2 separate regions of the Homo sapiens genome follow, and region 2 is linked to region 1. Evidence: chromatin loops called from intact Hi-C (ENCODE). Cell type or tissue: PC-3. All regions are shown on one strand. Links, peaks and the distances in the headings refer to the core of each region. The heading gives the core; the rest is flanking DNA. Region 1 has its middle 140 kb from the start of LINC02343. Region 2 has its middle 220 kb from the start of LINC02343.

Region 1 (16,631 bases), core at 5,217-9,216:
TTGACAGAGTAGGGCCATATTGCAGTAGTTATAAGATGTAAAGCTGAATCGAATATGTTCATACTCCCTGAAGATTTTTAATAGCTCAACACTTTATCTGAGATGACATAATGGCTGTCAACAAGATTGCTACCTGAGACAAAGAATCACCTCATCAGTAGAGCCTATCAAATGTAGTTAGTTAGCTAAAACTCAACTTTATTATTTTTTTAGTATCAAGTTATATGTAACAAAATGAGGGACTTTTTTGTCTCTAAGACTAGTAATAAATGATCTTATAGAATAAGCATTTGTTTCTATAGTATCAAATAGAGATATGCCAGTTATCCAGAAAAAAAGAGTGGATAAAGGTAAGAGTAATTTACATATCTGAAATCTCCATGAGAACTCTAAGTTGCCAAAGTAAATGATCATAATTATTTATCTTATTAGCACGTTGTAGATAATATTTATGATAAGATTAAGACTAGACTTTGAATTGACAGAAGCTTCTTAGCAAGTTAGTGAGTTTATCTGGTTTCCATCATGATTTCTGCAGCTATCAACTGCAGTGGGATCTCCATCAACTGTGAAAGTGTCTCCCAAAGAATGAATGTGTCATGATACCACCAATTCATTTACTGCACAGAAAGACCTAAGAAGAAGGCTGTTTTTTCTTAACGCTATCTCTCATCAATTAATCTCTTGATACGAAGAAAAATCTCTTCCTTCCTTACAAAATTCAGTTTCTGAGGCTTTCTGGTTCAGAAAATTTTGTGTATCTATTACTTGATCAGCACTTTATTGTTTGGTCCAAATCTTCTCCAGATATTTATTATCCCACCTTGTAATCATTCACCTTATAGTCATCACAGCAGGATAGGGGTCATGCTACTAAAATTGCTATCTGGCCAAGGTGGTAGTTTATAAATAATCAGAAACTATCAATAGAGTTTCAATTATCTGAAAAACCACTTTGAAAAGCAAAACTATATGGGAATATGTGAATTTTAATATTCATATTTTGATGCCTGCTTTTAAAATATTACTGTTTACATATCTTATAGATAAAATATTCTCTCAAATGAATTATTTTAAGACAATTACAAAACATAAGGATTTTAAGAGAAAATAGAGTGGCAGTTCATTAAGTTCATTAAGTAGCCTCCTGGAAACCATCAGAGAAAATTAACAGGGTCAGCATAATGCAGCACAGATGATGAAGACGTGGAAAAGGATATATCAAGTTAAAGCTCTGCTCTGTGCCCTTGAACAAGTCACATATTTTTCTGTACTCTTATCTATATAATACATGGTTTGGACTTGCTTAAAATGCTTTCGATAAATTGTATCTTTTTTATTATTATTATTATTATTTTTTATTATTATACTTTAAGTTTTAGGGTACATGTGCACAATGTGCAGGTTAGTTACATATGTATACATGTGTCATGCTGGTGTGCTGCACCCACTAACTCGTCACCTAGCATTAGGTATATCTCCCGATGCTATCCCTCCCCGCTCCCCCCACCCCACAACAGGCCCCAGAGTGTGATGTTCCCCTTCCTGTGTCCATGTGTTCTCATTGTTCAATTTCCACCTATGAGTGAGAATATGCAGTGTTTGGTTTTTTGTTCTTGCGATAGTTTACTGAGAATGATGATTTCCAATTTCATCCATGTCCCTACAAAGGACATGAACTCATCATTTTTTATGGCTGCATAGTATTCCATGGTGTATATGTGCCACATTTTCTTAAAAATTGTATCATTTTTTAAAAAAGAAATTGTTCAAATGTAGTTTGTCTTTCCTTTCATGGATATTAAAAATTGTAAAGAAAAAGTGATGAAATAGAAGGCTGTCTTCTCCAAAGTGGAGGTTATTTTGTTGGGAAGAAAATATGAGGCCGAAGAGTTGAAATCCTGTGATAACTACCCCATTTAATAAACATAATTCCTCCTTTAATGGATATCAAGACAGTCTATCAAATACTGGTCAGTCTAGGTACACAGAAGCACCGATTCACAGCATAAATGAATTATTTTGGAACCACTGAAAAATGTTGATGCTTCTGCAATCTTTTTCCTTGAGTTCTAAAGGTCACAGGAAGGGCTCATTCACATAATTTCTTAAGCATTCATGGGATGCTGCTGAATAGATTCAGCTACTATCTTTGCCCAGTGAACTTTCAAAATCACCTTAGGTATAATTGTCTAGGAAGCCCAATTAGACTGGTATCTTCCACTGGATCTCTTTCCCCATAGTTTTTTTTTTTTTAAATATGGAAGTAATTTTTCCTTTCTTCTTTCTTTCCTCTTGTACTAAGTATTTAGGAATAGATTATGTTATTAGCTTTACAATCTTCTGTGGTAGTTGAAAAAAGGAGTAGGAAGACTGATTGTGTACCAAGTGGGCACTGAGGGAGAGGAGAGGTCCATGGATGGGCATAGTCTGGGTGCAGCATGCAGCTGCAAAACAGCACTCACATGTCCATGGCTGTACAATGTGATCCCACATGAGCAGTCCTGGCATCAGGGTGAATCCGAGAGGGATACAGAGGACAATTTTCTTTCAGCTGAAGTTTGCAGTCAAATCCCCAGATGGCAAAGGGAAGAAGAATCAGACAGATGAATGATAACCATAAATGTTTATGGCCATGCTTAAGGCTGCATTCTGTGGGAATGTACTTTATGTATCAGAAAAGTGGAGATAAGCTTCCAGATATTCAAGAATGGGAAAGAATCTCTCTCACTCACTAAAATGATATTTGAGGGTAAATTTTTTTATTCTACTCTTTGAGCTAAGGCAAAACTCACAGCTACTACTGGGAGAGGAAACATGTTGCCTATTACAAATTATTTGGGTCAGATTCTCTCTTAATGGCACATTTTGATAAAAAGGATGAGATTGCAAGAGCACTTGGTTTGGGGACAGTGATTCATATAAAAAGAAGAAAGGACTGAAAAGTGGTATCTGAGAGCTGGGTAGATCTTAGAGATTCTTCTAAAAATTTGGTCTGTATATATCTGTAGATATTTTAAAAAATAAAATATATGTGACTTTCCATGCAACATAAGTAGTTATCAATGTAGTGTATTACTAGGACATGGTTAGAAGAGGTATGGTTTATCTGGGATAATCATCTAGAAAGAATAGCAAATAAAATACCTAAAAAAAGAATAATAACAAGGGAATTGTCAGGTATTGAAATGTACTCTAAGGCTACAAAATAAAAATTTTTGTTGTGGTACTGATGCCACCGATGCCAGAATTGACAGAGCAGTATAAGAACTTACTGGTTGAAAAAATAGACCTTATATGTATAGAAATGTAGTATATATATCACACATACATGATAAGCTTATTAAATATTCAGAAAGAAGTGATTAGCTTATGCATAGTCTTGAGGTAGTTAGTATATATGAAATAAATTAAGAAAAATAGTTATTGTTACAAAACATAGGTGAAAAATAACAAACATCCTCTCAAATGCATAGCTGAGCTCTCAAGAAGGTAAGGGTATTCTCCAGATGCTGAAAATTAAAGCAAAGCTAAAAAAACTGAAGTGGTATTACCTGGAGTTGATTGTAAACCTGGGAAAACAAGATTTTTTTTTTTTGAGACAGAGTCTCACTCTGTTGACAGGCTGGAGTGTCGTGGCATGAACTCCACTCGCCGCAACCTCGGCTTCCCGGGTTCAAGCAACTCTCCTGCCTCCGCCTCCCAAGTAGCTGGGATTACAGGCACCCACCATCTTAGGCTAATTTTTGTATTTTTAGTAGAGACAGGGTTTCACCATGTTAGCCATGATGGTCTTGATCTCTTGACCTCGTGATCTGCCCGCCTGCGCCTCCTAAAATACTGGGATTACAGGCGTGAGCCACTGCGCCTGGCCGATGTTTTTTGTTGTTGTTGTTGTTTTGGCACAGAAAGACAGGAGATAAAGCTGTCAGACCACTCCTGGTAGAGGTTCAATGTGATGATGACATATAAATCTAAGACTTTTGATACTTACACCTCTAGAGAAAGGGTGGACTAGAAAAAAAATTTAATCTTTTGGTGTAGGGGTGTAACAGAAACTTGCCAGATTAGGCCTGAGTTCTGGGTGAAAAAATTCCCCAAAGAGTTTGTAACTACCAACATGGTCGCTTGGAAGTTCTTACTTCCTAAGTGGCCTAAGAAACCCCGGGCTGAGAATACAACAAAACAAAAAGTGACTATTTGCACACCCATGTTTGTGGCAGTACCATTTACAATAGCCAAGAGGTGGAAGCAACACAAACATGCATTGATAAATGAATGGAATAAAGAAAACATAACATATATACATATAGCAGAATATTATTCAGCCTTAAAAAGGAGGAAAATTGTGACACATGCTCCAATACAGATGAACCTTGAGAATATTATGCTAAGTGAAATAAGCCACTCACAAAAAGACAAATATAGTATAATTCCACTTAAAGTATCTAAAATAGTCAAATTCATAAAAAGAAAGAGTAGACTGGTGGTTATCAGGGCTGAGGGGGGTATTGGGGAAAGAGAAATTATTTAATTGGCATAGAGTTTCAGTTCTGCAAGATGAAAAATTTTGGAGATCGATTTCACAACAATGTAAATATACTTAATACTACTGAACTGTTCACTCAGAAGTGGTTAAGATAGTAAATTTTATGTTATGATTTTGCACAATTAAAAAAAAGAAAAGATGGGGGGTAAACAGTGACACTGTTTGAGAGCAACAATAGTATCAGGAAAAAATCAATCCAAATACTCTTTGACAGGTGTGCCTTCAACACAGACTGCTCAAAACTCCCATAAATATGAATCACAGATGAGTAGGAGCTCATAATTTATAATCACAAAGATCATAGGAAATAAATTAGATATTATCAAGATTAAACAAAATCAATGACAGAATATAATTTAATATATTCAAAATTTTAAAAATCATCAGATTATTCAATAACAATGAAACTGTTACAGATCATGAAACAGATGTATTGAAATGCCTAATAAATTATGGGAAAAAATAGAAAAAGGAGAAAGATTTATAAAAGCAAAGTAATATAAAAAATAGAACGAGAACTTCTAGACATGAAATACATTATCATTGAAATTTAAAATTTAATGGGTGACCTCAATGGGATAAGATAATATTAAATAACTGGAAGATTGATCTGAGGAAATTTCTAGAAAACAGGACAAAACCTCAAAGGCACACAAAATAAGAAACAGAAATTAAGACATGAATAGTAGAATAAAGACAAATGTACATCAAATTACCTTTAGAAGATGAGATCAGGGAGAATTAGGAAGAGGTAATATTTGATGAGATATATGTTGAGAATTGTTTAGAATTGATTAAATTCATATTCTGATTCAAGAGACATAACACAGTTTACAACTAGACATACCACAGTGCAATATCAGAACACGAAAGACAATGAGTGTGGGACAATTCTCCAGGTGGCCTTGAACAGCCCAGTATTCCCCATTTTCTTGCATGTATTAGCTTGGTGCAAAAGTAACTGCGTTTTTTGCCGTTACTTTTAATAATTCTCAATAAAAACCGTAGAATGTGCTGAGATGAAATATCCATAGATGAGGGGGAGCTGGCCATAACAGCCTCAGCTTTATTCCAGTCCTCTCATAGAACAGGAAGTTCTTCAATACTCTAGGCCAGTGAGTCATGTGACTATCAGAAACATAACCTCAAAGGGCTGCCTTTCAGGGTCCCTCATCTGCAGTGCAAGTGGGCACACACAGTCAAGACTCCATCCATCCTGTGCAGCGTTCTGAACCTTGGGGGACCAACTCACAATGAATTTTCAGCTTTGGTTGTCTCCTGCTACTTGGTTGTAAGTAATAAAATTGTTTCATGTATCTTGTTACATATAAATGTGTTCTGTCTTACCGGATTTAGACAAGTTGGTAACCAGTGCACAGTGAACCTGTTTCACAATCAGATATTAAAAGCACCAGAGAGAGCAAAATATCTAAAAGAATATATTATTTTAACAGGAGAATTCTCACTAGTAACAGTAAACCCAAGAAACAGTAGAATTATATCTTTAATTTGCTGAAAGTATCAACCAATAATTATATTCTAAGCTACGTTGTCATTTAAAATAGCAATATAAAGACATTTTCAGAAAAATAAAAACTGAAATAGCCCACCACCAATAAATGGCTTATTAAAGATACTCTAAATAATATACTTGAAGGAAGAAATTGAAACCAGAAAGAAAGTCTAAGATGCAAGAAGAAATGGCAAAGAGACTGGTAAACTGGCTAGTAAACCAACTTCTTATACTAAGCCTCAACTTTCCTCTTCATCTCCCTCTAGTTATCTTTTTTTGAATGTAATTCCAACTTTATTACAGAACATACAAATATCATTTAACTTTACCCTTTGAAATGTGCTGGGATATGGTTTATACAACCTAGCATACTGTTGGTTTTTTTAATATTCCATAAGCAAACAAATGATCAGATAGTCTTTACCTGAATATCTGACACCTGTTTGGTGTAGGCCCTCTATATGTAAATAAATATATATAAAATATTTATATATAAAAGAGACAAAATGTAAATTGTTTTGTTCAAATTTCTATATTCTTCTTAATGTCTTTGTCTTTGTGTTCTATCAGTTACTAAGAGAGGTAGGTTAAAAACGCCAGCTCTGTGCTTTTGCTGTAGGGTGGTTGCATTGGGCAATAGTAGGTAAACATTCCTTCTGCAAACACTATAAAATACTGGACACATTGCAAAGATCATATAAAAGGTTTTGAAATCAACAAGAATTAGACTATCTAAAATTCCAGAGATGGAAAATTCATTCCTAAGTAAGTTAGTAATTTCTGTCTTCTTCCATGAAGTCAAGTGATAATTTTGAGTTTAGGCTGACTCAGACTTGGCACAAGCAGAGGGCTTCTGCTAGAGATGAGAACAATCAGAAGAGCATTTGGATATCAAGCAGAGCTGGCAGAACAAACTAGACAGTAGAGAAGCCCCAATCACAAGGCTAATTTTACCCACAGTTCTTTATTGAGTTCTTAGGCATTGCAAGAGGGAGAGAGCTATGCTAGAGAGGCCGTGTAAAATCTACCCCAATTTTGTGGTGTGGAGGAGACAAAACTTCCTCTGAAGGAAGAAGGTCAGCAAGAAACATATAATTGGTATGCTCTTAACATATTTTGAACATATTTGAAGCCAGGGCCTAACGAATAGAGCTCAGAATCTTGGAAAAAAGAATGTTCAATGTGGAGACAAATTCCACCAGGCTTTCAATGGCCTTGGAGGGCCATATTCATGGAGGATTTCAGATCAGAAAGGCCTAGTGAAATTTCCTGCAGTTCATGGTGCTTAGGAAAAGTACCATGTCCCCTTCATAATATTTGCCAGATTTTAAATCTGTAAAAAGTAGGAGTCCAGAGATTTCAGTTCAAATCTCCAAAGGATGGAACTTCCAGGGTAGAAATAAGGGAGATCCATCAAGTTCTCAAAACAAACAAACAAATACATAAAAAACACTAGATAGGGATTAGGGAAGCAGGAATTCCCAAGGAACAAGAAAAACTAAAGAGAAACTGAATTTTTTTCAGCGATATCTCCAATCTGTTCTTTATCTGATAGGTGAGATCAGTAGCTCACACTTTCTGCCTAACAGAGGAAGTAAGAAATACTCATTGGTGAAAAATATTATCTGGGGCTTCTACATTATTTTATGCACAACTTGTGACATATGATTGAAAAAACAGAAGACAAACAAACTATGGAAGTCAGTAATTAGGAAAAGACATTTTTGAAGTACACAAAAAAAACCCCACAAAAAATACTGCCAACTTAGAATTTTATTCCTGGTTTAAGAAAGTCTTTAAAAATAAGATGGAATTTTAAAGGAATGTGTTCAGGCAAATAAAAGTAGAACAATTTTGTCATCAGTTGACATGCATAATAAAAAATAGTGAAGGAAGTTTTTATGCTAAAGAAAAATGATCCCAAATGGAAGCATGGAATAAATTGAAGAATTAAAAAGTACTGAAAATGGCACACATTTGGATAAATATAAAGGAATATTGAGTGTTTCTAAATTATGAATAATAAAGTTTTATGCAGTTTATGACTTATGTTGAAGTCAAAATATGTGACAACATTAGCTCAAAGGAAAATAGGGAGCTAAATGGCATTAAATTGCTGTATTCTATTTTACCATTAGAAAGTGGTAAAATCACTAAGCTAAATTAACCATTACAAATCTGCTATGCAGTTGATATCTCTGCTATAGTCACTATAAAATTAATATAATAATAGCAAACTAAATAGCTAAAGATGAGAAAAATAGAAACAAAGAACAACTAACTCATCCGATATAGATCAAAAGAGAATTAATAAACAAAGAACGGAGAAGAGAAACAAAAAGTAAGATAGTGCACTTAAACCCAACTCTATCAATAACGTTAACTGTAAAAGGACTAAACATTCCAACTAAAAGGCAAAGTTTATTAGAGAACGGAAACAAAACAGAACAAAGCCAAACCCAATCAAATGCTGTTTACAGTAAAGATACTATAAATTTATGTGCATACGTTTAAAATAAAAGGTTAGAAAATGACACACTGTACAATCATCAAAAGCACTCTGTAATGGCTTTATGAGACAAAATAAATTTTCAGGGTAGAATGATGCTAGAAATGACAAAAGGAAAATGTCAATAGGAAAGCATAACTATTCTAAATTCATATAAACTTATTAATAAGACTTAAAATATACAAAGCAAAAATTGACAGAACCTTAAAAAAGCAACAAAAAACCCTCAATCATAGTTGGAGATTTTATTATTTTTCACTAATTGATAGAATAAGGGAAAAAGATATTAGCAAAGATAAAGAAAATTTGAACAATAGTATTAAAAGTTAGGCCTAGTTGATTTTGATAAAACATATAAACAATAATTATAGAATGCACATTTTAAAAATCCACATGAAACATTTACATTAATGGATTCTATTCTGGGACACAAGAATAGTCTTAATACATTTTCAAGAATTGCAATTCTTGGAAAGTTTTTGTCTGAGTGCATCCTCTGACCAAAATGTACTTAAATTAGAAACCATTAACATAAAGATAACTAGAAAATTTCAGGATACAAATTTATAGCTACAAAAAATATATTAGAAAAGAAAATTGATGATCATTCTCAAGATTTTATCTCAAAATTCTGTAAAAAAAAATCAGATGAAACCCAAAGAAAGTGTAATAGGAACTTAGAAAAATAAGTGTAGAAAATGATAAAACAGAAACCTAACACAAAATTGTTAATAAAAATAGGCAAGATCAGAAGCTTTTACTTTCAAAGTAGATCTATTTCTAGCAAGACTAATTTAGAAAAAATAGAAAGCAAAAAACATTATTAGAAATATAAAATAAAACATTAATGATAATTTTACAGATCTTAAAAAAAATATTATGAAAAATTTTACATCAATAAATTTAATAGCTCAAATTGAATAGACTAATTAACTGAAAAGTATAGAGAAACAGAAATAATGAATAGTCCAATTTCTGTTAAAAGACTAGAATCCTTAATTTAAAAAATAAAGTAGTAATAGCAATAATATACAATTATTACTCAGAGAACAGAGGAATGTAACACTTTCCACAGGTCGATATTCCCCATAAACACAAAAATCCTAAACAAAGTATGAGTAAATATTGCTGAATCCTGTTACATATGAAATATGTTATATATAACATGATTAAATGAGCTTTTTTTTTCCCCAGGAATACAGGATTAATTGATATTTAAAAACCAATCAGTGAAAATTACCATATTAACAAAAGAGAAGGAAAATACAATTTCTTTCAATAGACACAGAATTTTTAAATAAAATGTAATATTCATTCTAGGTTCTTAAAAATCAGTAAAGTAAGAATAGAAATTCCTCAATCTGGTAAAGTTTGTCAAGAAAATATTTAATTTAACATCATCTGTGTGGTGAAGTATTGAACACTTTTTTTCTTGTGGTTAGAACCAAGGAAAAGGTGCCTTCTATCACATCTTCTATTCAGCATTGTGACTGAAATCTTAGTTGGTGCAATAAGGCAGGAAAAGAAAATGAAATAAAGGTATGAAGACTGGGATATATAAAGTAAAACTATCTTTCTTGGTAAATGGCATGATTGTGTATATTAAAAATCTAAAACAATATAGGAGCCATTAGAATAAATAAGTGTATTTTCTTAATACAATGAAAATAAATTGTATTTCTGTTTACTATCAATAAATAATCAAAAATAGAATTTAGGAAATTATTCACAATAGTGTTTAAAAGATGAAATATTTGGAGATAATGAAGCAACATCATTGTCTGGGGTAAATACCAGAGATTCGTCATCTCATGCTAAGGAAATCAAGGACACAGACACACAAGAAGTGAGTTTAAGAGCAGTGGTTTAATAGGCAAGAGAAAAGAGAAAATCTCACTCCCTCCTAAAGAGAGAGAGGGGCTCCTGAGGGGTGTCTTCTGTTCCATGGTAAAATGCACAGGGTTTTATAGACCAGCTGAGGAGGCGGTGTCTGATTTACATAGGGCATGAGAGATTGGGTGGACCAAGTGTGCTGTTTGCATAGCACACGAAGAAGCTGGCCATCCCATCTTAGTCTTTTATTATGCAGATGAGGTGTCTACCTGGCCGGTGCCAAGTTGCTTGTTCCTGTACTGCACACATGGTTGACAAAGAGAAAGGAAGATGAAGCTTCCATGTTGAACATGCCTGGCTTCCAGGTATCCCTTTTCTATTGGCACAGCTGCTGGCATTTACCTATGCAAGCTTTTAGCTTGCTTATCTGTGCACACAGCTTGATTTTTCAGGCTGCTTTTTGTTTGAAAAGAAATGATTTGGGGGGCTGCTTTTTATTAAAAGGAAATCTTACTGAAGACTCTCTTACCATCACTATCTGTCTAAATAATTTATATCTAGCTCCTGTATCAATAATTCCAGTGAAAAAATGCAAAAAAAAATCCACAAAACCATACTGAAAGAAATAAAAAGAAATATAAATTAACATAGAGACGTATCATGAATTGTAAGACAATATTGCTAAAATGTCAGTTCCATTCAAAGGATCTAGACTGGCCAAGGCAATATTGAAGAAGTCAAAGATAAAAACTTAAAACAATCAGATATTAAAACTTACTATAACCCTAATGTAATTGGTATTGGTTGAGGATAGGCAAATAGAGCAATAAAAGAGAATAAAGAGTCCAAAAACAGACCCATACATATAAAGTCATCCCCCTTTTTTTTTTAACCAAAATAGAGCTGTAAAAAGAAAAAAGGATTTCTTATCAATAAATAACACTGAGTCAATTAGATATTCATATAGAAAATAAATAAACTCTGATCCCTACCTCACACTATTCATAAAAGATGATTTGAGTTGGATCATACACTTAAATATAAAAGGTCATGCACTGAAGCTTCTAGAATTAAATAACTGCCTGTATTAATAATTGCAGTTTTAAAATATCTCAGCAGATTCTTCAACACTCCTCACTTAAAAAGGTGAAGTCTGATTCCCCTCCCTTCGAATGTGGGCCAGACTTACCATCTTGTTTCTAATGAACAGAATGTGCTGGAAGTGATGCTCTGTGACTTTTACAGCAAGCTTTTTAAAAATCAAAATAACTTCTGCCTGGTTCCTAGGTGACAAGTGCCTTTGCATACTCGAGCCACCACGTAAGAATCCTGGCTATCAGGAGGCCATCCTGCTGGAGAGACCATGTGGAGAGACCACACAGAAATGGGGGAGATGTCTAAAGAGCCCCACTCGCAATTCCAGCCCCAGCTGTCTAATTCCTCTCATTTGTATTGCTCTCTTATAGCTGCTGTCACAAATTACCAAAAAATTTGTGGTTTCAAACAATACACACATATGCTCATATAGTTCTGGAGAGAGAAGTCTGAAATTAGTTTTACTGGGCCTCAGTCAATGTGTCAGCAGGGCCCTGCTCCCTCTGGAGGCTCCCTTGCCTTTTCCAGCTTCTTTTTTTTTTTTTTTTTTTTTTTTTGAGACAGTCTCACTCTGTCACCCAAGCTGGAGTGGTGCAGTGGCGTGATCTCGGCTCACTGCTGCTTCTGCTTCCTGGGTTCAAGTGATTCTTGTGCTTCAGCCTCCCAAGTAACTGGGATTACAGGTGTGTGCCACTCTCACCCAGCTAATTTTTGTATTTTTAGTAGAGATGGGGTTTTGCCATGTTGCCCAGGCTGGTCTCACACTCCTGGCCCCAAATGATTTGCCCACCTTGGCCTCCCAAAGTGCTGGCATTACAGGCATGAGCCATCATGCCTGGCCACATTTTCCAGCTTCTAAAACTGCAATCCCTGGCATGTGGTGCCTTACTCCACCTTAAAAGCCAGCAGCATGGCATCCTGCTCCAGGGGCCACATTACCTCCTTCTTCAATGTCAAATCTCCTTCTGCCTCCCTTTTATAGTTGTGATTGCATTTAGGACCCAATTAGATAATCCAGGATAATCCCTCATTTTAAGAGTTTTGATTTAATCATACCTGCAAAGTCTCTTTTGTCTTGTAAGTTAAATTCACAGATTCCAGGGATGAGGATCTGGGTATCTTTGGCGGCCATTATTCATTCTTGGTAGGAGATGTAAGTGAAAATGCCCTTGAGGTGACCCTAGCCCCAGTCACCACTTGGCTGCAACCTCCTCATGAGAGACAGAAGCCAGAACTGCCGAGCTGAGTCACCAAATTCCTGTCCCACATACCACGAGAGATAATAAATATTTGCTATGTTTTATACCTCCAAAGTTTTGGTAAAAACTCCCTGGCGAGTTTTTCTAGGCAATATGAAGAAAATTGAGATAGAACAAATGAGCTTGACACAAACTTAAAATTATTTCTTCTAAAACACTGTTTTGTTCTAAAGAGTATATTCTTTCTATTCTTTTGGTGCAAACATACTCTATTAGGAAATTATATTTAAAGCACACTATGGCTCATGCTTTCTTAATAGTCTGACTTGCAAAAAGGCAAAATTAATAATCTCTGTCCATTTCACATTTTAAAAAGTATTGCTTTGAAATTTGCAAGTCAGGGAACTACTGTTTATAGGATAAAGTCTAGCTTCATCAGCCTGCACGCAAAGCCCCCTATAATCCTGCTGTACCTCCTTCTGTGGCTGCTTCTCCTGCTACAACTCTCTGCACTTATGTCTCAATATTTCTACGCCACTGATTTCCTCACACATAACATTCTGTTTTGCTAGAGGATGCCTCTGTGTATTCCATTTGTTTGCCTTTGTTTTTTCCTCAGACTACTTTCCCCCGTCTGAAAACCTCAAGTTTAAGGAAACTTATTCCCTTCTCCACTTTGTGAATATCTGTATCTTAGCATTTAATGTTTTTATCGAAGTGTTCTGTTTATACGTATGTCTCAGCTACTAAACAGTAAGGTCAATAAGGACACAATTTTTAAATCCTTATTTTTTTTGAAATTTGCAGAAGATGTGGAATAAAATAGGTGCTCCAGAAATGTTTGCCAATTTATAGATAAGTTCTGAAATGCAAATAGAAATGTAGGTCTGCTGAGTGTCCCCATCTGGTTTAAATTTCAGTCCAACAGTGTAATCCCCACTTCTTGTGTGGTGATGCTTTAACTGTTTCTATTTTTAGGTAGACTTGTCTCTCTGACAAGTCTTTCTTTGATGAGTCCAATCTTCTTCCCTTAACTTCTACCACAAGGCCCCATTCTGCCCTCTGGAGTCATGAGATAAAGTCTGTCTCTCTTATGTAATAGTGTTTCAGATAGTTAATGCTGGTGAGTGGGTTTCCATTTAGTCCCCTCCTCCGCAGACTAAATGAACTCTTCTTGTCAATTTTTCATTGACAGCCTTTTTAAGCCTTCCATACCCAGTCACCATCTGTGTTGGTCAGTGTTGTTTTAGGCTGCCAGTATCAGAAAGCATAACAACGATGACTTAAACAAGATGGCTGCTTATTTTTCTGCGTAAACAAATCCAGAGGTAGGCTGCCCTGGTGGTGCCATCAAAGACCCAGGCTCCTCTCATTATTCTTACTATGGGGCTTTTCTCCTTTCATTGCTGTCACATGGCTTCTACATGGCCAATCTGCCTTGAGAACAGCATTTCTATCCCATCCCAGAAGAGAAAGAACAAAAAGAATGTATGTTCCTGTGAAATATGCTCTCTTGAAAGGGCTTTCTCAGAAGAATCACAGTTTCATGAACATTTGATTGAACATAATTGTGTCACGGAGTTGCAAGGGATATTGGGAAACATCATATTTTAGCTGGGCACATTATCTTCTTGAAAATACCGTACATGAGAAGAGGAGAATAAATATTGATATTGATAGGCAACTAGTAGTGTGTCTCAATGAGCAGAACTTTGCTGTGACTATCTTAAAAGAAAGGCTTCTAGTTAGACAACCTGAGGTCAGGAGTTCATGACTAGCCTGGCCAATATGGTGAAACTCAGCCTCTACTAAAAATACAAAAATTAGCCAGGCGTGGTGGTGGGTGTCTGTAATCTCAGCTACTTGGGAGGCTGAGACAGGAGACTTGCTTGGACCCAGAAGGTGGAGGTTGCAATGAGCCAAGACTGTGCCATTGCACTCCAGCCTGGGCAACAGAGTGAGACTCTGTCTCAAAAAAAAAAAAAAAAAGGCTTCTAGATTAGACGATATATTATATTCCTGATGAGCCCAACAAAGTATGAACACAGCCTGTCTCTCTCTCTCTCTGTTTATGTAAATGTATTAGGGTAATTGAGGATTGGGTGTATTTTTTAAGGTGCCTCATTGCTACTATAGGTTTATTTCATTCTTAACAACGAACAAGAACAATTTATTTCCCTCCTTCTGCTATTCAGCTAGGTCTATACTAAAACTATACAGTTGTATTCTGAAATTGAATGAAGAATGTTTCATTTACTCCAATAAAGTTCATCATATGTATCCTGGTCCATCATTTCAATACTTTGATTTTTTTTTTGAAACTTAATTTCCTCATCCAATACATTCACTAGTCATCTAAAATTTGCATATCTGCAATTTTGATGAGTCTTTTATGACTCGATAAGGGAGGCATACATATAAGCCTATAATTGGGTGTAAGTGAGACAAGTATGTTAGGGAAGCTATGTACAGGGATAGGAACTTTGGGGAACATGCATCTGGCTCACCTTGTAGATTCTAGAAGGTACAAGAACTGCAGAGAAGGTGATATTGATGTTTATCAGTAAAGAGGAGATGAACTTCTCCTGAGAGACCATACTGAAAAAAGAAGTAATAGAATAAGAAAGGCCCAGAGATGTGATCGACTGAGAAATGCTGTGACCCAGCAAGTCAAACATCCAGAGCAAGCAGCAGGAGGGGAGGCAAGAAGTGGTGAAAGTTTATCTGGGAAGTTTGAACTTTACTTCTGAGTGATAGTCTTTAGAGACAGACACTAACAACAGAGATATATTGGAAAGATTTTTCCCATAACTGTCTTTAAAATTTACAACTACATTTTTATTCTCAACTACGGTTGAGTAGAAAATAGATGAGAGGAGATGATTCAAGACCTTCCTTCTTCTGTACCATGTGATCCTATTTCCCTTCAGATGTAATGACCATATGTCTCATGTTTTTCCAAGAATCTTTGAATTTCAAATAATCTATCTTGGGCTGCCCAAAGTATTCTCAGACTTGTCAGTCTATGTGTCCTGATTTTTTTTTTTTCCAGAAAAGGTAGTCACTGGGCCTCCAATCACACAAGTATTGCAGTATCACATAAGTGGTTCTTTCATCATGTTTTTTTCAGGTCTATCTAGGGAGTGAGCAGATCTGCAGTGTGATTTAGAGAGCCAAAGAACACCATGCTTGCCATTCTTTGTATTTAATGACAACGAGAAATTCCGGTAATGAAAGGGGTAAGCAACAGCACAGCCTGTAAGCTTGTATTTTTAGCCTGTGTACAAGAGGCTCACAACCTTAATTTTCACAGCAACATAAATATTATGAGTATAATTAACCATGAATATTTGATGAAGTTTGAGAGCATTATCTGCACTTGCTTAATATCGCTGGATGTCATTCTAAATTCTGGATGCTTTTTAAGTATGGAAATATTCTCTTTGTGCTGCCAAATTTCTAAACAAATGCCTGGTGGAAAATTACACCTTAGCCAGAATAATAACCCAAGTAAATAGGTAATAATGGGTTTGTATTTTGCATATTAGCTTGACATACAGCGTTAAAATGTCCCAGGACATTAAATACTGAGTTTTTATAAAGAGAATTGAAATAGGCCTAATAGCCATGATTTATCCAAGAGACTGATGCATTACAGAAGAGTATTTTTTATATGTGAAAAAGAAATTTGTGCCCTGTTAGAATGCCAGGTATTCTCAAGTTGAAAATACACTAATTTGTAGTAAGCAACTGAATACGTATAGAATCTGGGGATGCAAACCTTGGTGGTCCACTATGTGCCTAGGGCAACTTAAAGCCAATCAGAAAGCAAGATGTGTGCTTACTGCAAAATTTTTCCTGATTTTGCTTTTTTGAAAATAAGAAAAAAAGTCTTCTTCAAAATATGCATTTTCTTTATTTGCACATTTTGTG
Region 2 (16,631 bases), core at 5,113-9,112, 77 kb before region 1:
CTACCTTTTGCTGAAGCCATTTTGAACCTGCTTGGGTGCCTGTCCAGCTCTCAACAAAAAGCCTCAATGTGTGAATAATAAACCTTTTCAATGTGTGTAGGAGTGTGTGTGTGTGTGTGTGTGTGTGTGTGTGTGTGCACGTATCAGTCTTGATATCTGATTCAATTTTAGAAAGAGGGCTTCATTCCTACACTCTGCTGAGAAGCTACTAAACAATGACCTGGATGCTTTCCATCTTGCAATTTTGCCATTTTCAACAAGCAGTTTACATTAAATGACCCAAGATGACTGCTCCAGCTCCTGCCATCACATTCACATTCCAGACAATGGAAAAGAGGAGAAGAGAAGGGATGTGCACACAATTTCTCTTTCAGAGCATAACCAGTAAGTTGCGCACATTATTTCTTACTCATGTTCTGTTGGCCAGAATCTAGAAGCACAGACAACTATCAGGGAACTGAGAAATGTACTCTTTATCTGGGTACATTATTTGGATAGGCAAACCAAATAGTCTATAGCTATACAAGAAAGAGAGAATAGATGTTAAGGAATAAGGAGCAGTCTCTCCTACCCTTACTTCACAGTCTGATGGAGGAAAAATTACTTAGCTCGTCAAAACTAAAAAATAGTAAGACTTAGTGAGTCTTTAGGACCAAGATAAGACAAGAATGGAAGAATTAAGTTCATATTCCTAGCCTACTGACTTGATGTATCATAGGCACACCATACATAGTAACTTGCTATTATTATGAAGCAATACTAAAAATATTACTTCTATTAATAATAATATTTTCCTCAACCATAAATTCTGTTATCATCACAGAAAAACTTTCTGTACATAGTAGACTAGTAATTCAAATATTTATTCTTTCCTGAGTCTGAATTTCATTTGCCTGCATATCCATTCTGTTTGATCAATCTGATGATATTACCATGCTCTTTCTTGTCCTTATCTACATTGTAGTAATTGCTAAGCCCAATATCCACTCTGTAATTTTAACCACCTAACCCACTTCTTTTTTTTCCTTCCACTCTTCCATATTTCTGTTCTTCAGTTCCCTATTCTTCCTTCATTTTGTCCTTCCATTCTTTCTTCTTTCCGATTTCTATAGTTCCTTATCACTCCTAAGCTATATTTCAGTTTTTTCCTCACCCGACTCACTTTCTCATTCCTCTCAGTACCTAGAATAACAAGTTTCCACCCATCTCTTACTCGGCAACTTCACCATCCTTAATAGACATCCACATTATTTTGAAGAACAGAAAGCCCACTAGGAAATACACTGCCTACTTAATTTCTCTCTCCAAAATCAGTGAATATCTGTTTCTCTTCCTCTCCAGAGTAAAACTTTTCAACTCATTTCTTCTCAGGCACTTATCTGTTTAGAGCCTTTTTTTTTCCTTTTTTTGAGACAGAGTTTTGCTCTTGTTGCCCAGGCTGCAGTGCAGTGGTGCAATCTTGGCTCACTGCAATCTCTACTTCCCAGATTCAAGCAATTCTTCTGTCTCAGCCTTCCAAGTAGCTGGGACTACAGGCATGCGCCATCATGCCCAGCTAATTTTTTTATATTTTTAGTAGAGACACGGTTTCGCCATGTTGCCTAGGCTGGTCTCAAATGCCTGACCTCTGGTAATCCACCCACCTCAGCCTCCCAAAGTGCTGGGATTACAGGCGCAAGCCACCACACCTGGCCTGGAGCCTTTTATTTGCTATTTATTTAGCCACTCCATGTCCACCATCGTCTTTTCTTAGAAGGTATAATGATAATCTGTTGCTGTGTAACAAATTGTTCTCAAATTTAGAGGCTTAAAAAATGAATTATGTCATATTTTTGGTAGTTGAGGAATATGGACACAGCTTAGGGTTTCTCAGAAGGTTGTAATCAAGGTGTCATATGGGGCTGCAGTCTCATCTGAAGTTTAAGGAAGAACCCCTTTCAAGCTCCCTCATGTGGGAGAAAGGTCTGGGGTCCTCACTGGCTGGTGGACTTAGGATTTCTGTTACTTACCACATAGACTGCTCTATAGAACAGTTCCCAGTATGGCAGATGGCTTCCCCGAGAGAGAATAAAGGAGAGAGTCCACACAGAACAAGCAAGATAGAAGCTGCGGTAATCTAAGTATTGACTCCCAACAATGTTACTGCATTCTACATATTAGAAGCAAGTCACTAGGTAGTCTAGCCCCATCAAAGGAAAAGGGATTGCATAGGGCATGAACATCAGCATATGGGAGTCCTTGGGAGTCATTTGTGAAGCTGCCTACCCTGGAAGGTTACACATGCCTTCTTTGTTATCAAGCCTCCTGAAAAGGTGGGCCAAGTCCACTGTTTTCAATTCTTCTTCTTCCCATTGATGTCTTGCTTTTGTCCCCACCTCTGTTCTGTTGGCTCTACTAGAGTCATTAATGTCTTCCAAATGCCAGACTCAGTAGGCAATATTTTTGTCTTAGATTATTCTAATTCTTTGCAGAATTTGACAACAATTTGATATAACTGACTACTCCTTATTCTAATATATTTCCTTTGGCTATCCTGACATTATTCCCTCTTGGTTCATCCATTACCTAACCTCCTCCTTTTTCATTATCATCTTACATGATAATAATTGTTCTCATTCCTCTTCTTCTCACTTTTTCTATTCTTCCTGAGAAGTCTCATTGGCTTCAGCTGCCCTACATATGCTAATGACTCCAGCCCAAGTCTCTCTCTTGTCCTCAAGACACATATATTCTAATGAACTGCCAAATGACCATTCCAAATTTGACACTGAAAATCTAATATGTCCCACACAGAAATCATATCTTTCTGCCACCATGACACCACATTCCTCTTCCTGAGTTTCTCTTTTGATGGATTGCACTATTGTCCACTCTCTCACTCCAGCCATGATTCCAGGAATCAATCTAGGCTCCTCTTGCTCACCTCCTACAGCAAACTGATTGAACACTATTCATTTCATGCTCTCCTCTCCTTTTACTTAATTTGGCTCCCTCCTCTCTGTCTTCACTGCTGCTTTTGCCAGCTCAGCTGTCATTATTTCTCTTCTGGATTATTAAATTGTCTCCCTGCCTTCTAATCCTCCCCTTTAATCTATCCTAAGCACAGCTGTCAAGCTGATCTTTCTATGATACAAATTTAATTATTTCATTGCTCTATTTTAATATCCCCAAATGGCTCCCTATCTTCCACAGGATCGAATCTTAGTGCTGAATGACATGGCATACAAGGATTTGGTCTTTGCCTCATTCTCCTACCTTTTTCATCTTACTCTCCTACAGGTTTCCTACTCTCCAGCCATACTAAACTATGTGCAATTCCTTGACCACACCCTGTGTTCTCTTGCCTCTATTCTTGGGCACATGCTCTTTCCAAGAATGTTCTTTGTATTGATGATCTTCCTCCTATATCTAGCTAATTTCTATTCTTTACTCAGACTCAGCACAGAAGTCACCTTCAGATGTCCTTCTTTGAGACTCTCCCAGTCAGACTCATTTTCCTTCCCTTATTTTATGTTCCCATCACATCCTATGCAAACTTACAGTATAGTGCTTATGCCACTAGGCTATTCATATTGATTTCTTGCTGTCTCCCTCAAGAGAAAGCAAGACAGGCTTACAGATATTCTACCTTCGAACCTTTCATAATGCCTGGTTCACAGAAGGCATTAAATAAATGTTTGATGAGTAAATTGTAGGGGAGAAATGTAATATCTTTTCCTTACCCACCACGAGGTTCATGGTTGAGACCCCTACAACAAAAGATAAAAGCATAGAAATTTATTTAATAAAAGTTTTACATGACATGGGAACCCTCAGAAATGAAGACTCAAAGACCCAGGGAAAACTGTAATTTATGCACAGTCATGTGGAAATATGATTGGAGGATAAAAAGGTAGGATCTACTGATAATAAGCTGGTGGTGGATGGGGACTTAGGAAGACCTGTTTGTTCCTATCCTTTTCTGTGTCCTTGTGTGACATTTCTTCCTCTGGGTATAGGGTAGGACACTGTGATATGAGGGTCTTCAGGAGAGAAAGAATAAGAGAAGCTCAGAGAGACTTTCCTGCTTCTGTGGTTTTCTCAGTTTTCTTCAACTCAAAACACTCACTATGCCAAGGTGCCACATTTTAGGGTAGCATGTTCTGAGCTCTAATAGAACAAATTTTTCATTCAAAATCCTCAAGCTAAACCAATTTCCCCAGCCATTCATTACATTTTTCTATCTCCTACCCTGAGTTCTAGGTTTTTCCTACCTCCACCTTGACATCCTGGAACTTGTCAGCAGATACAAAGGGTTCTAGCAGGAAGAAAAGCCACTATGTATTTATCAAGTTGGAAAATTAACTGCAGTATTATTTTAGTTGTTATTTTTGTTGTTTTAATAAATAAAAGATACAAAAGAGGTTAAGTCTAAATTTGTCCATTTTGGTAACTTGTAATCTGATTAAGTGAGAAAGAATATTATATAATAAAAACTTGTTCTCATATATATAAAGGACAATAAAGGCAGTAAGTCATCAGTCGGTAGGCAGTGTAGGAAAGGTTATAAGTTCTCCAAGGGTAGGGAGAGATGGGTGCTGGTCATCATTCCTGGAAGACCACAGAGGAGGAATGCCACCTCGGGTTTGTCAGCTGAAGCATTGGCCATTGTGTTGGTGGCTGAAGGTTAGATGCATGAGGTGTAGGTGGGAGTGAGGGCAAAGAGAGGAGTCTGTTTCTGGTAGTTTTAGGAACTTAGGAAAATATTCAAGAAAAATCTGAATATTACCTTTTTTGAATTTGAACTTGGTCATGTAGCAAAAAAGAAAAGCTCTTGACGTGCATGAACTGAAAAACCCATATATGCTCCGAAATACTAATGTAATCTTCACTGGCCAGGTCAGAAAGCCAAATATGTTGATAGAGGCATGGTTGCACTTATTTTTATTTTTATTTTATTTGCTTATTTATTTTTTGAGACAGGGTCTTGCCCTGTCACCCAAGCTGAAGTGCTGTAGCATGAACACAGCTCACTGCAGCCTCGATTTCCTGGGCCTTAGCTTCCCAAATAGCTGGGACCACAGGAGTTAACCCCCATGCCAGACTAAATTTTTGAATTTTTTTTTGTAGAGATGGGGATCTTACTAAGGGAGGAGACCACCCCTCATATTGTCTTATGCCCAATTTCTGCCTCCAAAGAAAGAAGAAGTAAAAACTAAAAGGCAGAAATGAAATCCACAAGCAGACAGCCTGGCTCCACACCCTGGGCCTGGTAGTTAAAGATCGACCCCTGACCTAATCGGTTATGTTTTCTATAGATTACAGACGTTGTATACAAAAGCACTGTGAAAATCCCTATCCTGTTCTGTTCTGTTCTGTTCTGTTCTAATTACCGGTGCATGCAGCCCCCAGTCACGTACCCCCTGCTTGCTCAATCGATCACGACCCTCTCACGGGGACTCCCTTAGAGTTGTGAGCCCTTAAAAGGGACAGGAATTGCTCACTCAGGGAGCTCGGTTGTTGGAGACATGAGTCTTGCCGAAGCTCCCGGCGGAATAAAGCCCTTCTTTCTTTAACTCGGTGTCTGAGGGGTTTTGTTTGCAGCTTGTCCTGCTACATTACCATGTTGCCAGTGTGGTCTTAAAGTCCTGGGCTCCAGCAACCCTCCTATTTCATTCTCTGCTATTGCTGAGATTACAGGCATGATGAGCCCCTGTTCTGGCTCATTTTTATTTTTGAAGAAAACTTACAAATAGTACTTATAAAAATAGCAATTTAATACAGAACTAGGAATACCTGGGTTGGAACCAATGCTGTTTTAGTGAACAGTGCCCGGGAAATACTGTATAAAATAAACATCAATCAAACTATAGCTAGTTGTGATTTCTCATATGACAATATTTGCTTCTAAATTTTATTCTCAATACTCTAAATAGTGTCATGTATTATGAAATATTTGAGCAATCCATAAAATAATAGCATAGCACACATACACAGTCACACATGGTCAAGTACCTGACAGTGGAATGCTATTGAAACGTAAGTTAAATTTTTTTTAAATGTTAATATGTGAACCATATCAATTTACATTAATATTTTGTTTGCTTACCAATTAGTCAGCATTATTTTTAAGGAAATCCTCTTTCATAGATTAAAATTTCTGTCTCCTATATGTTTTTATTTTATCTGACATCATACTTTTAGATAAAAATGATTTATTGTAATGAATATGTCTATGGAATTATCTAATTTTAAATTTTCAATAACGTTTTTCTTCCCTTACCAGTTCTTTCTTTCAATGTAGAAAAAAATAGGTTAATTTATGTAACATTTAAAAAAATAACAAATTGGAAATTAGTACAAGGTTTTTTTCCCCACATTCATTAACTCATTTTTTCTGATAACTATGTTTTCGGATAATTGGTTTACTAAAATATGTCAAATAATTTAATGCCTTAAATATGTAATTCTGCTATGCTTATATACATAAGGACATTTTTCTTCATTTTTAATTTTATTTTCATATCTTGCCAGCAAAATAACTTTCAGCACTTTTGTTAAACATTACATGCATCTAATACATCCATATGAAACATAGTTTTAAAGACATGAGGGGATAGTTTTATGTTTCCATATAAGCCAAAGTGCCTATATCTTTGCTTTTGTTTAAGTGACACAGTACCTTGAATTACTTTTTAAAAATAGCAACCTTGGACAGCCATTCTTTCAATAGAACTCTCTTATGTTGTTCTCATTTTTCAATTGAGTTTCTGTTGAGTTGAATTTTATGGCATTAATTACTGACTTGCCTGAGTTGGATTCATTAAAAAAATGTCTAAGTACATATCTGACAAGCTGTATACATTAATCTTGGGCTTTACTTCCTTTAAGCCATGGGTATACGTGTAAACCTCTAAATATTGATTGCCGCTTGGGGTTTGGGGTTGGTGGGAGGTAGGAATAGTTTCCTGCAAATGCAAATAGTCAATTAGCTTTTATAACTACTCTTCAATTAAAATAAAAATAGAATTCTCTGGGGAGAAATCTAACCAGAAAGATCACTTCTCTGTAAATAGGCCAGTCAATTTAACAGAAAAAAGCCTCCAGCACCTAGCACTCATTCCCATATATATTGATTTATTCAGTTAACAAATATTTACTGAGTGCATATGCTGTCCAAGGCATATTGTGTCCATCAATTACATTTTGTGCACACAGTGACATGACTCAGTTTTGGCAACAAGGCGAGTGAACAAGGACTAGTATTTCATACTACAACCACTATTGCTGCTGCTGCTGCTGCTGCTACTACTATTAGTACTACTACTACTATTACTACTGGCAACAACCACCACTGACCCTGCACCAGGGTCAGACAGTGTTCTAACATCCTTATAGCCAAGATTGCTTTCAACTACCTGGAAATAGAGAAATTATGGTGTCCATTTTGCAGATAAGAAATTGAGACAGTTTGTTTTTCATGAAATCATCAGACATAGAAATATAGGAAAAATAACTGGAGAAAGCTTTTATTTCCCTTTCAGAGAGGAGACACCATTGTAAGAGTAATGGTAAACCAAGAGGAATGAGGAGGATACAGAAAACCCAAAGTAAGAGTTTTCTTATTCTCAAAATCCAGAAAAAATGAAAGAGGAATGAAAATCAGGGTGATAGCAGGAGTTATTTTCTGCCATTTACCTTCAAACCAATTCTTTGACAGTGGGGAGGAGGTAAAGCAGAAAGTGAGATGACAATGAAGAACACTATGGTGGATTCCAACCTGCTCTTCTCCTTTTATGTTAAAATATAGTTTATTTCAAGTAATCTAAACATTTTCTTGTAGTCTTTGTGTTTCTTTCTTTTGCTGAGTTTTCTGTGAGCCTGTTACTTATTCATCCCCAAATCCTCTGCAAGATTGAAAAATCCTTCGATACATTTACAAACAACGTAAAATGTGTCCACCTCATCCCTGATTTCACCATGGATGCTTCCATAAATGTCTGTTTGTCTCCAATGCTTTGAAATTTCCCACTAAAGCGACTTGGTGTGAGGTATTTTCCAACCATTGTGCTAAGCACTTGGGAGGTGGGCTCATTCCACCTGAAATAAATCACACCCTGCATTTTGAGTAGTTTATTGCTGCTATTATTATTGAATTATTTGACAATTATTCCCTTGTATGGTCTCTGTTCTCTCCTCTGGTATCTTTTATTTTTATGTTTCCTTTACTATACTGATTCTCTATTTTATTTTTATCTTCAGTTTTTCATCTCTGTCTTTGTGTTCTAGTTTCTTAAAATTATATTCCATTATGAGGTTGGGTTTTATATTTCTACTATCACATCTTTAATATTCTAGGAGTTTATTTTCATTCTCTGAGTTCTCCTTTTTTAGTTTATTTATTTCAAGGGTTTACCTAAATAGTGTTTTGGAGAACAATAATAATAATTTTTGAAGTATTGTTTTACTCCTTACACTCTGTTTCCTCCACTAAGAATAGTGAAAAAAAATTGAAATTAGCTGGGGATAAAAATAACTAAAAAAGAATAGACAAGTGCAAATAGGATCTGCCCTATATATTCTCCAAATTCTCTCTAGCCAAATGTTCTATTTCTACAAAGCACATCTGACTTCTTAATGTTGTGTTTTATATGTATTTGAATACATGATTATTATCTAAAATGCTGGAAAGCACCCTTCTCTAGGGTAGAAGCCTTTGTCCATCTCGTTCCCTGTTGTACTCCAGTGTCTGGAACAGTGATTGAATATATGGTAAGTGAGCAATAAATTGTTATTGGATTAATACATGATTGAATAAGTGAAGAAAACTGTAAAATCTTATTTGAGAACATAATATGAAAATTTAATCAACGGGAAGATGGACCATAATTCCTATTTGGCAACACTTATATTACACATATATTTTAAGGTCATTTTTGCTATCATGTTAAGTATACTCCAAAAGTGGAATATGGAGATCTGATTTTGGCTGTTACAGACATGACATCTCTCAGCATATAAAGCTCACTTGAACCAAAGAGATAATAGGGATATAGAATGAAAAGTTAGGAAAAAAATCTATTTTGGCAAGAAAATTCAGCAAGACTTTCTGCATTATGTTGCATAGTGTGCATTCACAACTATATTCTACTTTTCAAAAATTATTAATATATTTCTCTAATGATGGTTATCTAGGTTGCTTCCAATATCTGACTTCCACTAGTAATGGTATGTTGAAAATCTTATACATATCTCCTCATCAGCTTGTGAGATAATTTGTCTGGATGGAAATGTTAAGATGTAGGATATACCTGGATGGTTATCTGAATGACTACACCTGCTTACACTCCTCAGAATTTCCATTGCCCTATAACCTTGCTAATGCTTGGCACCATGCAACATTCTAAATTTTTCCAATCTCATGGGTGTAAAGTGGTCTCTCATTATTTTAATGTGCATTTATTTGCAAATTAAAAGGTTGAGTTTAATTGTGAAATTGAATATTTCTACATGTTTAGCCACTAAGATTTTTCCTCAGCTTATTAATATCCCTTTTCCATGTCTCTATTTGATTACTTTTCTTTATCATGTTGATTTGTAGAAGTTCTTTGTATGAACAAATTATTTGATCTATGTTGATCTTGGATATCTGTCAGTCTGTTGTATATCTTTTAACTTTGCCGATGATTTCCATGGGGCAAAAGAAATACTTTCATTCTTGAATTCAATGGAAATGATGGGATCCTGTTGTGGCGGGGGCCAAGGGGCAGCAATGCACTCATCACCATAACAAGATGGGCTGGTTACCATAATAAATAGCAGAACTAAAGCACTAACCATAGTAGTTTTACCCACAGAGATTGTCAGCATTGCCTAATTATTCATGGTGTCCTTAGACCTGAAATAGTTGGCTTATTAAGGGCTTACTTGATTCGTGTAAGTAAAAAGCTGCATGTATTTATCTGGAAGACTGACTTGAATCACGAAAGGCAGTCATGATCCCTCAATTACAAGAATCGAGCCAGATGACAGGTCCAGAGTCCCTTAAATGAAGAGGAGACCAAGTCCCCTTGAGGAGGGACAACGCAACATAGCTAAAAATTGATGCTGTCATTTTGTAGTTTTCTCCGAGGGGATCTGTGGCCATTTACCAGGGTGGTTATGCATTAGGGAAGGCAAAATAACCAGACTATTTAGGGATCACTATAGTCTGGCTCTGAACTGATACCAGTTCCTAGAGATTCCAATGTCACTTTGATCCACCAGGCAGAGTAGGAAATTCTGAAGTTCAAGTGATCGATGGAGTTTGGCTGGGTTTGTCTCACAGGGGGCCCATTGCACACATTCTGTGGTTATTCTCCAATTCTGAAACGCATAATTAAAATTGACATGTGCAGAACTGGCAGAATCTCCACATTGCTTCCATGACTCTAGGAGAGAGGGCTATTATGATGGGAAAGTGAAAGCCACTGGAACTATTCCTTTTCTAAAATAGTGAATCAAATGCAATACTACATCCCTAGAGGGGCTGCAGAGATTAGTGCCACCATCATGGACTTTAAGGATACGGGGTGGCGACTCTCCCCACATCCCCATTAAACTCATTATTTGGTTTATGTAGAAGACAAATGGATATTGAAGAATGACCATGGCTTATCGTAAAACTCGTCCAGTGATGAATTCAATTGCAGCTGTTGTTAAAAATGTGCTCAACTCTCCAGGCCTGTCATAACCTGATCTATAGCAGCCTTGTTCATCCCTCCATCCCATAGAAAATCACACTGGTCCACGGCGTGGGGGTGATGGTGTTGATTAGACCTGGTGAGCAGGAAAGTAACAAGTATTCCTTAGTAGATGCCTAAGTAAGATATTTGCATGCCTGAAGGCATAAAATAAATTCCACAAAAATCCAGATGTTTGCCACCTGACAAAAATAATTTGAGTTCTGGTGTTCTAGGGCAGGGATTATAAACTGTGACTCACAGGCCAAACAGTGACACTGGTCAGAGACCAGTTTTTATATGGCCTGTGGGCTAAAAATATTTTTTTACATATTTGAATGATCACATATTTTTTTTAAAAGACAACTACGTAATAGAAACTGTATGTGGCCTGCAAACTCTAAAATATTTACTATCAGGTTCTTTTTAGAAAATGTTTTCTCATCTGGACCATGTTGAAATGTTTTTTCAAGGTAAGGAACAAGTTGGTACATTTGAATACTCCTACCACGAAGAGAGAGGCAGTAACCCTAGGGGGCATCTTTAGATCTTAAAAGCAATATATATACTTCATTTGAATATGCAATTCTGATACATTTACTCAGTATCCAGAAAGATTTCCAATTCTTAGCATGGTTCAGGACAAGAGTAGGCTCTGTAACAGGTCTTGCTGCTGTGCAATTGCTCTCTCATTTGGACCATATGACCTACCAGATCTCATGGTGCTTGAAGCATCTGTGGCAGATAGAGATGCTGTTTGGAGCCTTTGGCAAGTCTCAATAGGAGAATGACAGTGCACTTCTTTATGGTTTGGGATAAAAGTTATGCCAATCTGTGCAGATAGCTACTTTTTAAGAAACAGTTTCTGACTTGCTACTAGCCTGAATGCTTGACCATGGAGCAATTTGCAATATAACCTGAGTTGCCCATCCTGAATGAATGTTATCTGATGCACCAAGTCATAAAGTTATGCATGCACAGCAACCCTTGATCATCAAATAGAAGTGATTCACACACACACACATCTTGCTGGCAGGTTGATACATTGAACTATGTTCATCATGGAAGAGGCAGCACTTTCTTCTCACTAGAATGCAATACTTTGCTTTCCCTAAACACAATGCATCTACTAAAGCCACTATGCTAACAATATTGCTTTTAACTATACATATGGTTATATGAGTATATAACATATACTATTATTATTATCTCAAACATAATATAATATTGAGTTTGAGAAGGTCCTGAAAGCAATGAGCAAGCATCCAGTTGCCCAAAACTGCTACATTTGCCTTCAACTCATATCTATGTCCTTATGAGGAGTTTTCTTCTTCTTCTTTTTTTTTCCCCTAAATTTAGATATCTGGTCTCACTATGTTGCCCAGGCTGGTTTTGAACTCCTGAGCTCAAGTGATCCTCCCACCTCAACCTCCCGAAGTGCTGGTATTACAGGCGTGAGCCACCATGCTGGGCCTTTGAGGAGTTTTTATATATCTAGTTGACTGTAGAAGAAAACCTTTAGATCTGCATTACACATGGTTCTGCATTATTTGCTGTCACTACCTGAAAGTACATGTTTGCAGCACTGTAGCCCCATCCAGGTGGCCCCGAAGGACAGTGATAAAGAAAAATTCTCCCAGCAGAGCTTTGAGAAGTGCATTTGGTTGTTTTCTGGAAAGAAATATGGCCAAAAGTACAGATCTACATCATGTCATGGGCAGTGATTAATGGTTTGGCTTTGGGGTTATGGACTTAGAAGAAGAAGAAGAAGAATTAAAACACAGGTGACAAGGAAGTCTAGGGAAGAGGTCTGTGGATTGCTCTCACCTAATGGGTACAGAGTTTGAAGATATTCATGTCTCATGTGAATGCTCACCAAAGGACAAATCAGCAGAGAAAGGTCTTAATAATAAGGTGGACAAGATGACATATTTTGTGGATGTCAGTCAGCTTCTTTTCTTATCTTACCTTAAACTCACCCCAAAGTCTCATAAACAAAGTTGTCATAGCAGCAGAGACAGAAGTTGCACATAGACTCTATAATGTGGACTTCTACTCACTAAGGCCAGTCTGGCTCAACTGCTACTGAATGTCCCACCTGCCAACAGCAGAAAGTAGTGATAAGGCGTTAATATGGCATTATTCCTCAGGGGATCGTGTTGGCAGGTTGATACGCTGAACTATTTTCCTCATGGAAGGGACAGAACTTTCTTCTCACTAGAATATAATGCTTACTCTGCTGTCCCTAATTACAGTGCATCTACCAAGGCTGCTATGCTAACAACATTGCTTTTGACCAAAGAACTCATTTTCAATATAGCAATGGATTTATGCTTGTAGAATTTCCTGATTTTAATATAGCACATTAATATTACTCTGAAATATCTGATCTGATAGAAAGTGGAATCGCTTTTTAAAGATTCAGTTCTGGTACCAGCTGGGTTTCAACATCTGGCAGGTCTTCCAGCCCACAATATATACTCTAATCGTTCCCTATTCCATTGTTCAGTTTTTCTATGTTTAAGAATCATGGGTCTGAGAATCAAGGGGTGAAAATGAGAGTGGCTTTTCTTTCTATTAGCTCTAGTGATCCACTAGAAAAGTTTTTGTTTCCTACCCCCGTGACTTTGGGTATTGTTGATCTATGGGTTTCCTAAGCAAGGAAAACTTCCAAAAAGATATAGCAATGGATCTATTTAACTAGAAGTCGAGACTACCACCTAACCATTTGGGGCTCTGAATTACTAAATAAAATAAATTGACAAAAAAAATTTACTGTAGTAGCTGGAGTGATGGATTCTAATGAAGGGGAAAGTTGGTTGCTACCATGCAATGGAGATAATGAAGAGTATGTCTGCAATGCAGGAGTTCCTCTGGCCTGCCTCTCAGTCCTCCTAGGTCCTGTAATAACATCAATGTATCCACACAAACACTTGTACACAAAGGTCATAGCAGCATTACTCATAGTAGCCAAAATGTGGCAACAACCTGTCTATATGTCCATCAACTGAAGAATGAATGAATACAATGTGGTATATTTTATATGTTTCATACTGAATGGAATAGTGTTTAGGCATAAAAAATGGGGTACTGACACATGCTATGGCATGGATAAACCTTAAAAATATTAAGTTAAGTGAAAATAGCCAGACAAAGAAGGCCACATATTATATGACTCCAACTACTTATGACTTCACCCACATGAAATGCTAAGAACAGGCAAATCTACAGACATGGAAATTATATTAGTGGTTACCTAAAGTTGAGACACTTAGGGGTAAGTAGGGAAGTGACTACTAATAGTTACAGGTTTTTTTTGGCAGGGGATTGGGGTGTGATAAGTGTGTTCTAAAGCTGATTGTGATTAGGGTTGCACAACCTTGCAAATATATTAAAAGCCTTTAAATTTTACACTTTGAATGGGTGAATTGTATGATATGTGAAGAGTATCTCAATAAAGGTGTTACGAAAAATGAAAACTATAGCAATGCAGTGTAGGCAGGACTATTAATAGCTTAGGTCCTTTAAAATTAAAGCTTTGGGTCAATTATCAGGCAAGGGACCACGGCCAGCCAATGTGAGTGCTTTTAGGGCAAAGAGAAAATATGGCTATTTTATTTAGTTGCTTAAATTGTTCCAGCTTTGGCGTTTGTGAATTTGCTATGCCGGTATTCTTGTTTTTTAAGCACTGCCTTACGTTCTGGTGTTAGAAGATGCTCCAGGCTCATCTTGCATTTTCCGTGCTATTTTCATTTACTCTAATGATGGATTTAATTGGATTTATGTCTACTACCTTGATATTTGCTTTCTATTTTCTCATCTGTTTGTACCCTTTCTTCTTATTTCCTTGCTTGCTTTTGGATTTAGCAAGTATTTTCTGTTATTTCTTTTTCTCCTCTATTAGCTCTTCAGTTATATAATTTGTTATTATGAGTGTATTGGTTGCATTTGAAATTATAATACTTATGTTTGATTCATTACAGCCTGTTAGATTAGTATTTTACCACTTCCCAAACAGAGAAGCCTAGAAAGTTGAACTTCTAGTACTCCTTCCCTCCCTTGTGCTATTTTTGTTATATTCTACTTTCATATATGTTCCAAATCCCACAAGATATTATTATTGCTGTTGTTTTAAACAGTTCGTATCTATTTCTATTTGCTCACCTGTGTATTCTTTCAGGTGCACTTTAGTTTTTCTTGCAGTCTTATGCTTCTGATAGTAACATTTTTATTCACCCTGGAAATCTTCTTTTATTTCTCATGTAAACATCCCCTGGCAACAGGTTCTTTGATTGTTTATAGTCCTAAAAACATCTTTATTTTGGTTCTAGTTTTGAAAGATAAATTCACTCGGTATAGAACTCGAAGTTGACAGGCTTTTTGTTTTTGTGGTTTTTTTTAAATTTCAGTGTTAAAAAGATGTCATCCTAGTGCCTTCCAGCTTCCATTTTTGTGTGTGTGTGTTCTTTGCTTCTCTCAAGAATTTTGTCTAGAAAGAATTGTTGTAATAGTTTTGACACAGCTATTATAGTGGTTTACATAGGACCCCAACTACTCCACCATAGCTAGAACTAGAACTCTTTCTTCTTCTTCTTGACTTTTGCATTGACCATAATATAAACAGTTTCTGTGATACAGCATATTCTTGTCTAACTTTTGAGTTTTAAAAAGAATGTATTTAAAGTGTTCCCCTTAAGTATGATGCTTACTGATAAGTTTAAGAAAGTTCCTCTGTCAAGTTTAAGAAGGTTCCCTTCTATTAATTATCTTTCAGAGATTTTTAAAAAGTAATAAATAGATGTTAAACTATACTAAATACTTTTTCAAAATTTGTTGAGATAGTATGTGAGTTTTCTCTTTTATATCATTATTGTAGTAAATGTCAATTAATTTCCTGGGTTAAAACAATCTTTGCATTTCTCAGATTAACCATGCTGATATATCTACTTGATCATAATATATTCACTTTTATAGTTTTTTTGGTTTATATTTAGTTATCAATCTTTTTTTCACTACTTTACTTTTATCATTCTTATATCCTTAGTTTTCATGCCACTTTTGTGGATAACAGATTAAAGCACAGTCGGAAAAATTGTTAACTCTGTATTGTGGACATTAAAAAATATCTTTTTGTTGGCCAGGCGCGGTGGCTCACTCCTGTAATCCCAGCACTCTGGGGGTCCGAGGCAGGCAGATCACCTGGGGTCGGGAGTTCAAGACCAGCCTGACCAACATGGTGAAACCCTGTCTCTACTAAAAAAAAAAAAAGAAAAATAGTACAAAATTAGCCGGGCATGGTGGCACACGCCTGTAGTCCTAGCTACTCAGGAGGCTTAGGCAGGAGAATCACTTGACCCAGGAAGTCAGAGGTTGCAGTGAGTTGAGATCGCACCATTGCACTCCAGCCTGGGCAACAAGAGTGAAACTCCATCTGAAAAAAAAAAAAAAATCTTTTTTTTCTCAGACTTCTTAGGGGGCAAGCAGACCCTACTCCTCACAGCGATATCAGTAGGTCCACATGACCTGGGACCTCCACATAGCAAGAAATCTTCACCCTGAGCTTCAGTAGAGGCTCACCTTCCTCTCTGCTGCTGCACCCCACACTTTCTTCCCCTGGAGATCATGGAGAAGTTGTGCTCAGACTCATCTCCGTTTTCTTTTTTCATAGAAAACCTTCTCATGATTCAGAGAATAGTCGGGAGGTGAAAATTTAGGCTACTATCAACTCAGAGTCCCCAGTAAATCTTCATAGATTTATATAATCCCCTGCATTAGTCTATTTCTGTGCTGCTGTAAAGGAATGGGTGATATAAAGAAGAAATTGAAAATGTTTATAATCTAGAGATAATCAGTGTTATTCAATTGCAAGTATGTGTATCTTTTTTTTTAACCAGGTGTCAAAGAAAGGTTTTTAGACAATAAGCAAGACTT

What was found. Peaks named below come from ENCODE experiments on the same cell type or tissue, not always from the same donor. Only the 100,000 strongest peaks of a DNase experiment are listed, where the experiment ranks them.
Region 2: it touches region 1 in a loop (5-fold over the local background); 1 of 110 quality-filtered maps calls a loop at or near these places.

Annotation. Positions count from the first base shown.
Region 1 is chr13:34,194,858-34,211,488 of GRCh38, forward strand. No RefSeq gene overlaps it. Among named protein-coding and RNA genes, the nearest start is that of LINC02343, 140 kb to the right of the region's middle. In PC-3, for the core only: no CTCF peak of the experiment used is centred there; a DNase peak (open chromatin) is centred at 6,744; H3K27ac peaks cover 2,264 bases.
Region 2 is chr13:34,117,943-34,134,573 of GRCh38, forward strand. No RefSeq gene overlaps it. Among named protein-coding and RNA genes, the nearest start is that of LINC02343, 220 kb to the right of the region's middle. In PC-3, for the core only: no CTCF peak of the experiment used is centred there; a DNase peak (open chromatin) is centred at 7,179; H3K27ac peaks cover 2,553 bases.